2 separate regions of the Homo sapiens genome follow, and region 2 is linked to region 1. A link is an interaction called in ENCODE POLR2A ChIA-PET data of the cell type or tissue named here. Cell type or tissue: IMR-90. All regions are shown on one strand. Links, peaks and the distances in the headings refer to the core of each region. The heading gives the core; the rest is flanking DNA.

Region 1 (2,913 bases), core at 139-2,638:
ACTTACTAAAGACTATGAAATTAAGAAACCAATTTTTAATAGGTTAACTTAAAAATTTTTGGTTTAAATTATTTTGGTTCTGATTATCCATAATTTTTGAGACTTTGTAGTCTCAAAGACAACTGAAAAGTTTCCTCAGTTTTCTATATGGAATCAGAAGTAAATTTTTTAACCTATGAAGGAACATCAATGTTTTATATCAGCTTGTAAAACAAAACTGCTTTAAAAGTAGTTAGTAAGATCTGAGTCTATACACTGACATTGTATCCACAAATTACTCTAAATCTGAGACAACTAACATCAGTACTAATCATGATACATAACGGGAAAGAGAATAAAAACATATGCTCACTGCCCTAATTTGGGCACCTGAATGAACTTCTTGGCAGAGTTCTATGAAGAAGAGAGAACGACAAACACATACCTCCTCCATCGGCTTCTTTGATGTCATCTTCAATAGCTTCATCAATTGCTTCATCAAACTCATCAAATCTAAAATATACACAATGATCACATTATAGCCTGTCCTGGCTTTTTTTTTTTTTTTTTTAATTATTTTTATTTATTTATTTTTGAGACGGAGTCTCTCTTTGTTGCCAGGCTGGAGTGCAGTGGCGCCATCTCGGCTCACTGCAACCTCTGCCTCCCGGGTTCAAGGGATTCTCCAGCCTCAGCCTCCCGAGTAGCTGGGACTACAGACGCGTGCCACCAAACCCAGCTAATTTTTGTACTTTTAGTAGAGACAGGGTTTCATCATGTTGGCCAGAATGGTCTCGATCTCGACCTCGTGATCTGCCCGCCTCAGTCTCCCAAAGTGCTGGGATTACAGGCGTGAGCCACCGCACCCAGCTGTCCTTTTATTTTTAAAGATTACCTTTAGCAGATGTCTGTTACTGTCTGATTGTTTATGTCCCCTCAAAATCCCCATGTTGAAATATTAAATCTCAAGGTGATGGTATTAGGAGGTGGGGTCTTTGGCAGAGCCCTCATGTATAAGATTAGTGCCCATATAAAAGAAGCCAGAGAGAGACCCTTTGTTTCTTCCACCATATGGGGTTACAGTGAGAAGATGGCCATCTATGAAGGAGCAGGCCTTCACTAGGCATCGGGTCTACCCTAAAAACTCCCCTCATCCCTTCCGTGATTAAGAACACCCTAGAAGGTGCCATCTATGAACCAGAAAGCAGGCCCTCACCAGACAGCATACCTGCCAGTATCTTGACCTTGGACCTCCTAGTTTCTAGAACCGCAAGAAATAAATTTCTGTTGATTATAGGCTATCCAGTTTACGGTTACTTTCTGATAGCAGCCAAATTAGACTGAGGCAATGTCAGCAAAAATTTTTATAAAGGGCCAGATGGTAAATATTTTAGGCTTTTCAGACAATGCAGTCTCTGTTGTAACTACTCAACTCTGCTATTGTAGTGCAAAGCAGCTACGGACAACATGTAAGTAAATGATACAGACGTGTTTCAATAAAACTTTATGAGCATTAAAATTTGAATTATAGGTAATTTCCATATAATTTTCACAGGATATCATTTTTCTTTTGATCCTTTTCTTCAAACATTTATAAAAACCACTTTGAGGTCACGTTGTACAAAAACTAGAAGTGAGCTGAATTTGGCCCACAGGCCATAATTTGCCAACTCCTAATTATACAAATCACATGGCAAAGTAAGTAAAACAAAATTACAGTTCCATAAATACTATTAAGTCCTAATAATATGTCTGGGCACAGTGGCTTACATCTGTAATCTCAGCACTTTGGGAGGCCAAGGCAGGCAGATCACTTGAGCCCAGGAGTTCAAGACCAGCTTGGGCAACATGGTGAACCCCTGTCTCTATAAAGAATACAAAAAATTAGCTGGGTGTGTGGTGCGTGCCTGTAGTTCCAGCTACTTGGGGGGCCGAGACAAGAGGATTGCTTGAGCCCAAGAGGCAGAGGATGAAGTAAGCCGAGAATGCACCACTGCACTCCAGCCTGGGGGACAGAGCGAGACCCTGTCTCAAAAAAAAAAAAAAGAAAAGAAAAAGAGTCCCAATAATAGGGCTATATTATTACTGCTATTGAAAATTATATTATAACTGAAATTCATACACAAATGGTTAAAATTTTAGAACTAGGTAAAAGTATTTCTTGAAGCTGTTTACCTTGACTTAAAGAAAAGGATCAAGACTAAAGGATTCCTAAGATTTCTTCACATATAAAATGCCTTTTACTTCAGGGCTCAGCCAAAAGGATGAAGTAACTTGTTTAAATCTACGCTAAAAATGGTAATTACTAGCCTGTGTGGCTATTTATATTTAAATTCATTAAAATTTAAAATTCTGTTCCTCACTAGACATAATTCAAGTATTCAATAGTCACATATGGCTATGGCCACCATATCAGACATCAAAGAAATAGATTCTATTTCCATCACCAGAGTATATTATATTGAAGAGGGTGGGATTACGGGCACACAATGGATTAACAACAGCATCAAAACTAAAAGCTAGGGCTGGGTGCAGTGGCTCAGCACTCTTGGGAGGCTGAGGCAGGAGTATAACTTGAGCCCAGGAGGTTGAGACCAATCTGGGCTATATGGTGAGACCCTGTATCTACAAAAATAAAAAATTAAAAAAATTAGCCAGGTGTGGTGATGTGTGCCTGTAGTCCTAGCACTCTGGGAAGCTGAGGCAATAGGACTGCTTGTGGATAGGAGTTCGAGGCCGCAGTGAGCTGTGATCATGCCACTGCACTCCAGCCTGTGTGACAGAGTGAAATCCTGTCTCAAAAAAAGAAAAAAGACTAAAAGCTGGAGGCTGGAAGTGGCTGTATACACCCATAGTCCCAACTATTTGGGAGGCTGAGGCAGTAGGATGGCTTGAGCCCAGGAGTTGGGAGTCCAGTCTAGGCAACATAACAAG
Region 2 (2,913 bases), core at 154-2,653, 340 kb after region 1:
CATGATCATAACTCACTGCAGCCTTGAACTTGGGCTCAAGTCATCCTCCTGCCTCAGCCTCCCAAGTAGATGGGACTACAGGACATTCAACACTGCATCTGGTTATGTAAAAAAATTTTTTTAGAGACGGGTCTTACTATGTTGCCCAGGCTGGTCTTGAACTCCTGGCTTCAAGGCTTCCTCCTGCCTGAGCCTCCCAAGCAGGTGGGATTACAGATGCAAGCCACCACGCCCAGCAAAAATGAAATTTGTTTGATGAATGTTTTTCAAAATATAGGCCCATGAGACTTAAATAATAACGGGAACATTCTTCGTAATGAAAAGGCCGGTAACTCTACATATTGTGGGTGTAAAACTGCTTCACAAACTGCGAAGTGCAGTGCAAATGCAAGTTAAGTTTGGTTGTTCAACAAAACTTTTAGAGGCCACCTCTCTGTGCCAGACCCTGGGCTGAGCACTAAGACTGGTTATTAAGTGATGATGTCAGAATCTGAACTCAGGTCCGTTTTACTCCAAGCTTGAGCTCTTAGTCATTACATAAATTACCTTCAGTCTTCCAATACCTTCACTCTTCATTCCCTTAGTGACTCATTCATTCAACAAAATGTATGTTGGGCCTATTACATGCAAACCTTGTGCCAAACAGAAGAACAGGACACAGTCCCTGCTTTCAAGGAACTCACAGTGGAGACAGCGAAATAGACGGCTTAAGCATGTAGGTGCTGAGAGGGAAGACTGAAAGGTAGGAGGGGTCAGGTCTTTTTGTGGATGTGGGTTGGAGGCTGTCAGAGAAGGTTTCCTAAGGGATGTGATGGCCGCTGCTGCTGAGGAATAGATGCATAGTGTTAGAGGAAAGATTTAACCACAAGAGTGGGGATGGGGACAGGGCTCAGGAATGTCCCTCAGTCTGATTTAGGTGTGTCCTCATTCTCAACTGGTCTGTGGGCTCTCCTAAGATTAAAGTACTGGAGTTAATAGAGCCAAAGTCAACCGAACTGCTGGAGAAATCTGATTGCCATGACAACATCTCCTACCAGGGGACAGTTCTGCTGACTGGAAGGGAGAAGGCAGAGGAGAGGACGCATCTTGACAGCAGCCAAACAATAGAGCTGAGAAAAATAAGCCCAGAACCTCTGATTCTTTCTCCCATAAACCTCAAGGCCCCTTGGCAGGGCTGTTTGGTTAACCCTGAAGTCACCTCTGTAAAGCTCGCAGTTAAATGCAAAGCTGCAGAGTTTAACCCTTGAATGGACCAATATGTTCTCATTACTCCTACACCACTGAAAGCTCTCAGGTCCTCCTAATGTCCCCATGTTACAGGCAAGGAAAGCTCAGACAGAAGTCACACAGCTAGGATGTGATGAAGTTGGAGCTGAGATGATACCTGTATTAGCATGACTCCAACACAGTAAGGGTGCCTCACCGCCATCCTTCCCAACATCCTGCCCCCCTACTGCCAATACTTTGATATGTGCCCAGGGCCCTTTGCTTTCCGTCTCTGGAACTAAGCTTAGTCATCTGTGAAATAGGGAGGCAAAATGGACCAAAAGAATGCTAAGCTTCCCCAGCTCTGAAAGTCTAACAGATCCAATCACATCAAATATCCTTTCTGAAGCTAATTTCCAGATGCTTCAAAAAAACAGGCTGGGTGCAGTGGCTTACGCCTGTAATCCCAGCACTTTGGGAGGCCAAGGTGGGAGGATCACTTGAGGCCAGGAGTTCAAGACTAGCCTGGACAACATGGCAAAACCCTATCTCTACTAAAAATACAAAAAATTAGCTGGGCCCTGGTGGTGCATGCCTGTAATCCCAGCTACTTGGGAGGCTGAGAATTGCTTGAACCCGGAAGGCAGAGGTTGCAGTGAGCCAAGATTGCACTACTGCACTCCAGCCTAGGTGACAGAGGGAGACCCTGTCTCAAAAAAAAAAAAAAAAAAAAAAAAAAAAAAAAGTTTCCTGCACTGACATCTTCAGCTCCATTTCTTTATCAAACAAGACCTCAGCCGTGTTCCTAAGCTTCTTTTTGTTTTTTGTTTTTGTTTGCTTGTTTTTTGTTTTGAGACAAGGTCTCACTCTGTTGCCCAGGCTGGAGTGCAGTGGTACAATCTCGGCTCACTGCAACCCCCACCTCTTAGGCTCAAGCGATTCTCCTGCCTCAGCCTCCAGAGTGGCTGGGACTACAGGTGTGTGCCACCATGTCCAGCTAATTTCTCTATTTTTTATACAGACAGGGTTTTGCCATGTTGGCCAGGCTGGCCTCGAACGCCTGAGGTAGGTGGTCCACCCACCTCTGCCTCCCAAAGTGCTGGAACTACAGGCATGAGCTACCACGCCTGGCTGAGAGTACGTTTTCTGAAGTACAAATCTGATCCTGTCACTCCCTGCATTAAACACTTGAGTAACTTTTCATTCCCTTCCAGATAAACAGCAGACTCCATAACAAGGTTTAGAGGCCCTTTGCAACTAGGCTGCTACTTCACCCCTCGCAATCAACTACCAGAACTGCCTGCTGCTCCCCACTCCTCCAATCCAGAGCTGGGCAAGCCCCCTCACCTCCAGAAGCTCACTCACTTGGCCATCCGCACTCCTTTCTCTGACCCCACTCATCCTTCAGATGAATTCCTCTGGGAGTCCTTCGGGGTGGGTTGTCTCACTGTGATCCCAGAAAGTCCTACACTACTATACTTCCACTGGCCTGGCAGTTCTTCCCTTGCAATTCCCTGTTTCTTCATTGACTGTGAGGTTCCTGGCCAAGTGCTGTGTTTCATGCCTGTAATCCCAGCACTTTGGGAGGCTGAGGTAGGAGGATTGCCTGAGCCTAAGAGTTTGAGACCAGCCTGGGTCTCACCAACATGGCGAGACCCCATCTCTATTTTAACAAACAAACAAACAAACAAAAACTCTGTGAGGCTC

The links. ChIA-PET counts read pairs that join two places held together with the same protein. Peaks named below come from ENCODE experiments on the same cell type or tissue, not always from the same donor. Only the 100,000 strongest peaks of a DNase experiment are listed, where the experiment ranks them.
Region 2: POLR2A ChIA-PET joins it to region 1 with 5 read pairs; 2 of 35 experiments call an interaction of 5 or more read pairs at or near these places.

Annotation. Positions count from the first base shown.
Region 1 is chr11:77,677,662-77,680,574 of GRCh38, forward strand. It overlaps RSF1 (remodeling and spacing factor 1), which reads right to left. Exons shown (of 16, transcript NM_016578.4): 12 at 425-492. Among named protein-coding and RNA genes, the nearest start is that of CLNS1A, 41 kb to the left of the region's middle. In IMR-90, for the core only: no CTCF peak of the experiment used is centred there; no DNase peak of the experiment used is centred there.
Region 2 is chr11:78,019,379-78,022,291 of GRCh38, forward strand. The region is part of intron 2 of NDUFC2-KCTD14 (NDUFC2-KCTD14 readthrough); the gene reads right to left. The region is part of intron 1 of KCTD14 (potassium channel tetramerization domain containing 14); the gene reads right to left. Among named protein-coding and RNA genes, the nearest start is that of KCTD14, 2.4 kb to the right of the region's middle. RefSeq lists an enhancer at 2,687-2,913. In IMR-90, for the core only: no CTCF peak of the experiment used is centred there; no DNase peak of the experiment used is centred there.